2 separate regions of the Homo sapiens genome follow, and region 2 is linked to region 1. A link is an interaction called in ENCODE POLR2A ChIA-PET data of the cell type or tissue named here. Cell type or tissue: GM12878. All regions are shown on one strand. Each heading gives the region's core, and the rest is flanking DNA. Links, peaks and the distances in the headings are about the cores only.

What was found. Peaks named below come from ENCODE experiments on the same cell type or tissue, not always from the same donor. Only the 100,000 strongest peaks of a DNase experiment are listed, where the experiment ranks them.
Region 2: POLR2A ChIA-PET joins it to region 1 with 12 read pairs; 2 of 35 experiments call an interaction of 5 or more read pairs at or near these places.

Annotation. Positions count from the first base shown.
Region 1 is chr4:40,220,321-40,224,721 of GRCh38, forward strand. All of the region lies in intron 1 of RHOH (ras homolog family member H), which reads left to right. Among named protein-coding and RNA genes, the nearest start is that of RHOH, 25 kb to the left of the region's middle. In GM12878, for the core only: no CTCF peak of the experiment used is centred there; no DNase peak of the experiment used is centred there; H3K27ac peaks cover 823 bases.
Region 2 is chr4:39,355,503-39,359,903 of GRCh38, forward strand. All of the region lies in intron 1 of RFC1 (replication factor C subunit 1), which reads right to left. Among named protein-coding and RNA genes, the nearest start is that of RFC1, 8.7 kb to the right of the region's middle. In GM12878, for the core only: no CTCF peak of the experiment used is centred there; a DNase peak (open chromatin) is centred at 1,738; H3K4me3 peaks cover 1,368 bases; H3K27ac peaks cover 1,384 bases.

The sequences.
Region 1 (4,401 bases), core at 326-4,325:
TGTTCTCTTGGCATTTTGCATTTACCTTTATTATAGAACTTGGCTGTTTAAATTTTAATTTTTTGCAGGACGAACCGGAGAGTGAGGTCATTTATACGCAGAACATTGCGTCTCCTCTCTTTAATTTAGCATTTTATTCTCTGAGGTCCTAGCTATATGGTACTTTATGGTGATGAAGTACAGCCACACCATTCTGCCTTTGTGTGGCCATTGCATGACCTCTCCAAATGAAATCATTTCTTCTATAGAGAAAAAAAAGTGAGGATCAGAGACATTATTAACTAAGTAAAAAAAAAAATTTTTTTAACCTCTGGGCCTAGTCTAAACTACATTAACATTTTCTTTATTATCTTCTGCCCCATTAGGCTCCTTAAAAGTAGGCCTAGTTTAAAGACAATTAAAGGCAGATATTCTGTCCCTTTTTTTAGACTTCTATGGATTTGAAATGTCATGTTAATAGAACACTATATATGCGTAAGCAATGAACTGAACCATTAAAAAAGAATTTTGCTCTGGAATATCCTGGTAGTTTCAGGGTCATTATATATTTGTTTTGCTCAGTTTCTTGATCTTTCTGATCCTTAATCAGAAGCTGAGCATCTAAGGAAATATTTTATCCTATTGCTATGTATCTATAATATTATCTGTATAAAAAGTACATATGTCTATATTTCAAAAGAAGATTGAAAAAATTAAGAAAATCTGAATAAACTTGTGTTCTTAGATTATTCCTCTTTGTTCCTCTTCTCCCTTAGGCAATTGAGGGAGTAACTGCTATGTTCCTAGTACAATTTATTCTATAGAGGGACATGTGAAAGGTGAGCTGAGAATTCCCAGTAAATCTCGATTTACCCATCATTGCAGAGACCTTTCCTCTGCCTGGGCCAATGTCCTTCTCGGCAAGGGAAGATAGATCGCACCAGACAAAGTTTGGACATTTATCTTTCTACATAAATGGAAAACCCTTCCCAGATTGTTCAACTGGTTGCTTTTTTTCAGTTACTAATACAGGAATACCTCATTTGATTGCGCTCCACAGATATTGCATTTTACACAAACTGAAGGTTTGTGGCAACTCTGTGTTGAGCGAGTCTATCGGCACCATTTTCCCAACAGCGTATGCTCACTTCATGGCTCTGTCACATTTTGGTAATTCTCAAAATAATTCAAACGTTTTCATTATTATTGTATCTGTTATGGTCATCTGTGATCAGTGATCTTTGATGTTACTGTTGCAATTGTTTTGGGGCACGATGAATCATGCCCATATAAGATAGCAAACTTAATGGATAAATGTTGTACGTGTTCTGACTGCTCCGGCTGTTCCCCCACCTCTCTTCCTCCCTTTGGGCCTCCCTATTCTCTGAGACACAATGATATTGAAATTAGGCCAGTTAATAAACCTATAATGGCCTCTCAGTGTTTAAGTGAAAGGAAGAGTCATGTGTCTCTCACTTTAAATCAAAAGCTAGAAATCATTAAGTTTAATGAGGAAGGCATGTTGAAAGCTGAGAGAGGCCGAAAACTAGGTCTCTTGCCAGTTAGCCAGGTTGTCAATGCAAAGGAAAATTTATTGAAGAAATGAAAAGTTCAACTCCTGGGAACACATGAATGATAAGGAAGTGAAACAGCCTTACTGCTTGGACAAAGCTTTAGTGGTCTGGGTAGAAGATCAAACCAGCTATACAATTTCTTTAAGCCAAAGACTAATCCAGAACAAGGCCCTAACTTGCTTCAATTCTATGAAGGTTGAATGAAGTGAGGAAGCTGCAGAAGAAAAGTATGAAGATAGCAGAAGTTGGTTCACTAGGTTTAAGGAAAGAAGCCATCTTCATAACACCAAAGTATAAAGAGAGGCAGCAGGTCCTGATGAATAAACTACAGCAAGTTATCCAGAAGATCTAGCTAAGGTCATTGATGAAGGTGGCTACAGTGTACAATAGAATTTTCAATGGAAACAAAATGGCCTTCTATTGGAAGAAGATGCCATCTAGGACTTTCACAGCTAGTAAGAGGTCAATACTTGGCTTCAAAGCTTCAAAGAACAGGCTGACTGTCTAGTTAGGGGCTAATGCAGCTGGTTGCTTTAAGGTAAAGCCAGTACTCATTTACCATTCCAACAGATCCTAGGGCCTTAAGAATTATGCTAAATCTACTTTGCCTGTGCTCTATAAATGGAACAACTAAAGCCTGAATGACAACACATCTATTTACAGCAATGTCTACTGAATAATTTAAGCCCACTGTTGAGACCTACTGCTCAGGAAAAAGATTCCTTTCAAAATATTACAGCTCATGGACAACGCACCTAGTCACCCAAGAGCTCTGATGGAGATGTACAAGGAGATTAATGCTGTTTTCATGCCTGTTAACACAATATCTATTCTGCAACCCATGGATCAAGGAGTCATTTCAACTTTCAAATCTTATTATTTAAGAATACATTTTGTAAGGCTATAGCTGCTATAGATAGTGATTCCTTTGATGAATCTAGGCAAAGTAAATTTAAAATCTTCTGAAAGGATCTACCATTTTAGATGCCATTCAGAACATTTGTGATTCATGGCAGAAGGTCAAAATAGCAACATTAACTGGAGTTTGGAAGAAGTTGATTCCAAGCCTCATGACTGACTTGAGGGATTTAAGATGCTAGTGGAGGAAGTAACTGCAGATGTGGTAGAAGGAGCAAGAGAGCTAGAATTAGAAGAGGAGGCTGAAGGTGGGACTGAATGTCTGTAATCTCATGTTAAAATTTAATGTATGAGGAATTGCTTCTTACAGATGAGCCAAGAAAGTAATTTCTTGAGACAGAATCTACTTCTGGTGAATATACTGTGAAAACTGTTGAAATGGCAACAAAAGATTTAGAATATTACATAAACTTACTTGATAAAGCAGTGGCAGGGTTTGAGAGGATTAGCTCTAATTTGCAAGAAGTTCTGCTGTGGATAAAATGCATTTCATGCTACAGAGAAATCTTTCATGAAAGGAAGAATCAATCAGTGTGGCAAACTTCATTGTTGTCTTATTTTAAGAAATAGCCACAGCCACTCCAACCTGCAGCAACCACTACCCTGATCAATTGGCAGCCATCAACATTGAGGCAAAAAGATTAGGACTTGCTGAAGGCTCAGATGATTGTTAGCTTTTTTTTTTTTTTTTTTTTTTTAGAGAGGGTCTTGCTCTGTTGCCCAGGCTGGAGTGCAGTGGTGCAATCATAGCTCACTGTAGCCTCCCGGAGTCAAGTGATCCTCCCACCTCAGCCTCCTGAGTAGCTGGGATTACAAGTGTGCATTACCATACCTGGCTAATTAAAAAAAAATTTTTATCTAGACAGAGTCCCATTGTGTTGTCCAGGCTGTATTGTTAGCATTTTTAAGCAATAAAATATTTTTAAATTAAGCCATGTATACTTTTAGACATCATGTATAGTGTAAACATAACTTGTTTTTTTTTTTTTTTTTTTTTTGAGATGGAGTTTCGCTCTTGTTGCCCAGGCTGGAGTGCAATGGCACGATCTTGGCTCACTGCAACTTCTGCCTCCTGGGTTCAAGCAATTCTCCTGCCTCAGCCTCCCAAGTAGCTGGGATTACAGGCATGTGCCACCATGCCTGGCTAAGTTTGTATTTTTAGTAGAGACAGGGTTTCTCCATGTTGGTCAGGCTGGTCTTGAACTCTCGACCTCAGGTGATCTGCCTGCCTCGGCCTCCCAAAGTGCTGGGATTACAGGCTCGAGCCACTGCTCCTGGCCAACATAACTTTTATGTGCACTAGGAAACAAAAAAAACTGTGTGACTCACTTTATTGCAAGATTCACTTTATTGCAGTGGTCTGGAACTGAACCCGCGATATCTGTAAGGTATGTCTGTATATCATACCCTTCCTGGGCAATACGAACAGGCTGACCTAATTCCTTCTAATGCTGAGTGGATTCTATCGAATGGATATGGCATAATTAATTTAACCCCTGCGTCTTAATGGACCTTTCAGATCTTTCCAGTTCTTTTTTTGCTGTCGTGAATAATGTAGCAATGGAAATTCTTGCATATCTTGACTACTTGTGTAGACACATCAGTACAACGTGTTGAAAGAATTGGAATTGCTGGATTAAAAGGTCTCCGCATTTAAAAGTTTAATAGATACTGGCAAGGACTTAAAGGATGGAGTGGTGCAAGGGGTCCCCCCTAAGTACAGGAAGTAAGGGGGTATATCATTTATATAGAATTTTAAAACAGTAATAAAACCAGTGTGGGTCTGTTTTTTATTATCACCATGCGCTGGCAGTGAAAAAGTCAGAGTAAGTTCTTAATGGTGTGTACAGCTTTCACTAGAGCTTTGGGGCCAAGTTGCATCTTCAGCTTCTATGGCACAGCATAGTCCTGAGTTTAAGCTGCAGATTAG
Region 2 (4,401 bases), core at 220-4,219, 860 kb before region 1:
AAAAATAAATAAAAGCTCCTAATAGGCAAAGTATAAAAGAAATGCAAATAGCCAACACACATAAAAAATGCTAGATGTCACAAATAAGCAGATAAGTTAAAACTTGATCATTTTCCCCTAAGTTTTAGAAGACTGATAATGCCCATATCTGTCAAGGATGTGGGGAAACAGATGCTCACGCACTATACTGCTGATAAAAGTGAAAACTGGTATAACCTTGGCTGGGCGCAATGGCTAACCCCTGTAATACCAGCACTTTGGGAGGCCGAGGTGAGTGGATCACGAGGTCAAGAGATCGAGACCATCCTGGCCGACATGGTGAAACCCCATCTCTACTAAAAATACAAAAATTAGCTGGGCATGGTGGCACACACCTGTAGTCCCAGCTACTTGGGAAGCTGAGGCAGGAAAACCGCTTGAACCCGGGAGGTGGAGGCTGCAGTGAGCCGAGATCATGCCACTGCACTCCAGCCTGGTGACAGAGCGAGACTTCACCTCAAAAAAAAAAAAAAAAAACACTGGTATAACCTTTATGGAAGGCAATCTAGCCACACTTACCAAAATTTTAAAGGTACATACCCTTTGCCCAGTAATTTCATTTCTAAAAGAAATGGTAGGCAGGGCGTGATGGCTCACACCTGTAATCCCAGCACTTTGGGAGGCCGAGGCGGGTGGATTACGAGGTCAGGAGTTCCAGACTGGCCTGGCCAACATGGCAAAACCCCATCTCTACTAAAAATACAAAAATTAGCCGAGCTTGGTGGTACGTGCCTGTAATCCCAGCTACTCAGGAGGCTGAGGCAGGAGAACGGCTTGAGCCCGGGAAGTGGAGGGTGCAGTGGACCAAGATCACGCCACTGCACTCCAGCCTGGGGAAAAAGTGCAAAACTCCGTCTTAAAAACAAAAAAATTCATTGAACACATGAACGGTTATTCCTCAGGCCACTGACCTTCACAACTGCACTCAGAAAGAGAGGTTCTTGATTATGTAAACCAAAATAAATGGTAGATTTGTTTTTAAAGATTATGTATTAAAAGAATCTTTTAATTGGGATTAACTTTGTGCTATGACTTTACCTAAGAAATTTTAAGAAGGTATTAAATTAATGCTGATTATATATTATTTCTGAGCTAAGTTAATAAAACTGAGTTTCTATAATTGATTTTCTGTTACTCTCATATTAAAACATTGTGGCTACAAAAAACAAAAATATACTTTCACTTTTAGTAGGACATTTCCTCTTCTTTAAAATTTATTTTAAGTCAAACTAATAACTTTTTTAAAGAAATCAGAAATATCTCTAGATTTATAATTGATGTTACTAATTTAACAGTCTAGCATGGGTCTCAAAAACTTCTCTGAGGAAAACACTGGTGAGTGAAATATAAGTGTGGTCTGAAAAACTTTTGAACAGTAACAAGTTCTAGCTAGGAAGAATTTTAAGAGCCCGCATCAACTTTTTTCATTCAATCATTCATTTATCCATTCAAGAAATATTTACTCAGAGCCTTTTATGGACCAAGAACTATTTTTGATGCTTGGGATAAACAAAACAGGCTAGGTCTCTGTTCTTGTGAAGCTTTCATTCTACTTTCTGTTCCTAATCTTTCTTTAATCCATCTTTAGAAAACAAAGCAGAGCACAGAAAAGAAAGAACAGAAGAAATAAAGCACACTGAGGGAACAGAAATAGAGAATAGAAACTACTTCCCCTACTCACCCCAGTATCTGTTAAGTCTACCTGAGAGGCCACTCCCATGACAGCAAAAAGACCCATTTCTACTGCTGTTGTGGCAAGAGGGAAGAATAAGATTCTGAAGTCATAATATTTACTATCATTGAGCTTTAGACTACGCATTCAATGAAATACTCTATCACAGAAGTTTCCAGGTACCTGATCCAAAAATACAAATCAACACAGGCATATTAAAATAGCAAATGGAAATAATTATCTAATTTAAGTTTAAAAAGCATCTTTTCATACCTGCATAACTGGGATAACTAAAGCATTTGAGACTGTTTATGCCTGATCTAATGGTTTATTTCAGAATTTTGACATTTTCACCAGGGCTAATGTACTCCGATTATGGTTTTTATTCATCCAGGAGCTAACTTTTTTTTTTTTTTCCCTTGAGACAGAGTCTTGCACTGTCGCCCAGGCTGGAGTGCAGTGGGGCGATTTCAGCTCACTGCAACCTCCAACTCCCAGGTTCATGCAGTTGTCCTGCCTCAGCCTCCCAAGTAGCTGGGATTACAGGTGCCCATCACCATACCCAGCTAATTTTTCTGTATTTTTAGTAGGGACAGGGTTTCACTATGTTGGCCAGGCTGGTCTCAAACTCCTGACCTCATGATCCACCTCCCAAAGTGCCAGGATTACAGGCATGAGCCACAGCGCCCGGCCCAGAAGCTAGCTTTTTACAACTGACTTCTGAGCCAAAAAAATCAAATTTAAACTACTTAAATGAACACAGAAATAAAGTCCAACTGGGCCAAGCGCAGTGGCTCACACCTGTAATCCCAGCACTTTGGGAGGCCAAGGCGGGTGGATCACCTGAGGTTGGGAGTTCGAGACCAGCCTGACCAACATGGAGAAACCCTGTCTCTACTTAAAAATACAAAAATAGCCAGGCATGGTGGTGCACACCTGTAATCCCAGCTACTAGGGAGGCTGAGACAGGAGAATCACTTCAACCTGGGAGGCAGAGGTTGCAGTGAGCTGAGATCGCACCATTGCACTCCAGCCTGGCCAAGAGCAAAATTCCGTTTCAAAAAAAAAGAAATTAAGTCCAAACTGAAAATAGACCTACAACATAATAAAATAACTGTATTTCTCTAGGCAATATTATTTGTCGCTAAGTGTTTTAATAGCTTAGATATAAAGTCATGCAACAGTGCGAGAGATGTTTTTATACCAGGAAGTTTTACCTTCTAGTTTATTTGTATTTTTAGTGGAAATATAAAGTTCACTTGTAATTATTCATTCCTCTAATATTTGTGGAAAACGCACCGTGAGCCACGCGCTATATGGCAGTTCCCTCTCCTTGTGACCCCTGCCCTTACAGAGCTTATATGCTAGTGAAGGAAGTTGTCAACACCTGCAACAAGTTGCTCATTTATTAAAATAAGCCAAAATGTGTGCCAAGGAAACAAAGCAGGTGCTCTCCCACTAATCATGCCAATTGTTTTTATGCTTTTGTGGATGAAAGCTACACATATTTTCCACGGAAATACGAAAAAACAAACATATGCACAAAACTTTGTATCCAATGTTAGGGGTTTTCCCCTAAAGCCTATTGGGAACCCCAAGTCAAAACTCCGGAACCACACACTCACACTGTGCGAACTAACTCACACCTACTTAACCCCAGTACCACTTATGTACATACCGATACTTCCTAAATCTTGTGTCTGTTTCTCCAGACCAGCTCTGAATTCCATATTTATGCAGCCAACATGCAGCCAAATCCATCCCATTGCAAATCTCCCAAAGGTGCCTCTAACTAATAATGTCCTCAACTAAATTTATCTTCAGCTGGGACCTGCTTCTCTCCCTTTATTCCCCATCTCCATGCATAGCACCACCATTCACCCAAAACAGAAACATGGCCACTGCTTTTCCTCCTCCCTCTGGCCCTCCACCTAATCATCCAACCTAAACGATCTCCCAAATACTGCTGTCTTCTCCCCTCTATTCCCACTGCCACTGCCTTGATTCAGGACTTCTTTTGTTTACTTAACACAACTTTCTAGAGGCCTCACTCTGTGCCATGCAATGATTTGAGCACTTTTAAAATATAAAGTCATTCAGCCCATCAATCAACAAGTAGATAAAGAAACTGTGGGAGATATATATATACAATGGAATACTACTCAATCATAAAAAGGAATGAATTAATGGCATTCGCAGCAACCCAGATGGGACTGGAAACTATTATTCTAAGTGAAGTAACTCAGGAATGGAAAACCAAACATTGTATATTCTCACTCACCCATAAGTGGGAGCTAAGCTATGAGGATGCAAAGGCATAAGAATAATACAATACGTGGTCGCTCAAGCCTGTAATCCCAGCACTTTAGGAGGCCGAGGCGGGTGGATCATGAGGTCAGGAGATCGAGACCATCATGGCTAACACGGTGAAACCCCATCTCTACTAAAAATACAAAAAATTAGCCAGGCATGGTGGCGGGCGCCTGTAGTCCCAGCTACTCAGGAGGCTGAGGCAGGAGAATGGCATGAACCCGGGAGGCGGACCTTGCAGTGAGCCAAGATTGCGCCACTGCACTCCAGCCTGGGTGACAGAGCGAGACTCTGTCTCAAAAAAAAAAAAAAAAGAATAATACAGTGGACTCTGGGGAGTCAGGGAAACGGTGGGAAGGAAGTGAGGGATAAAAGACTAC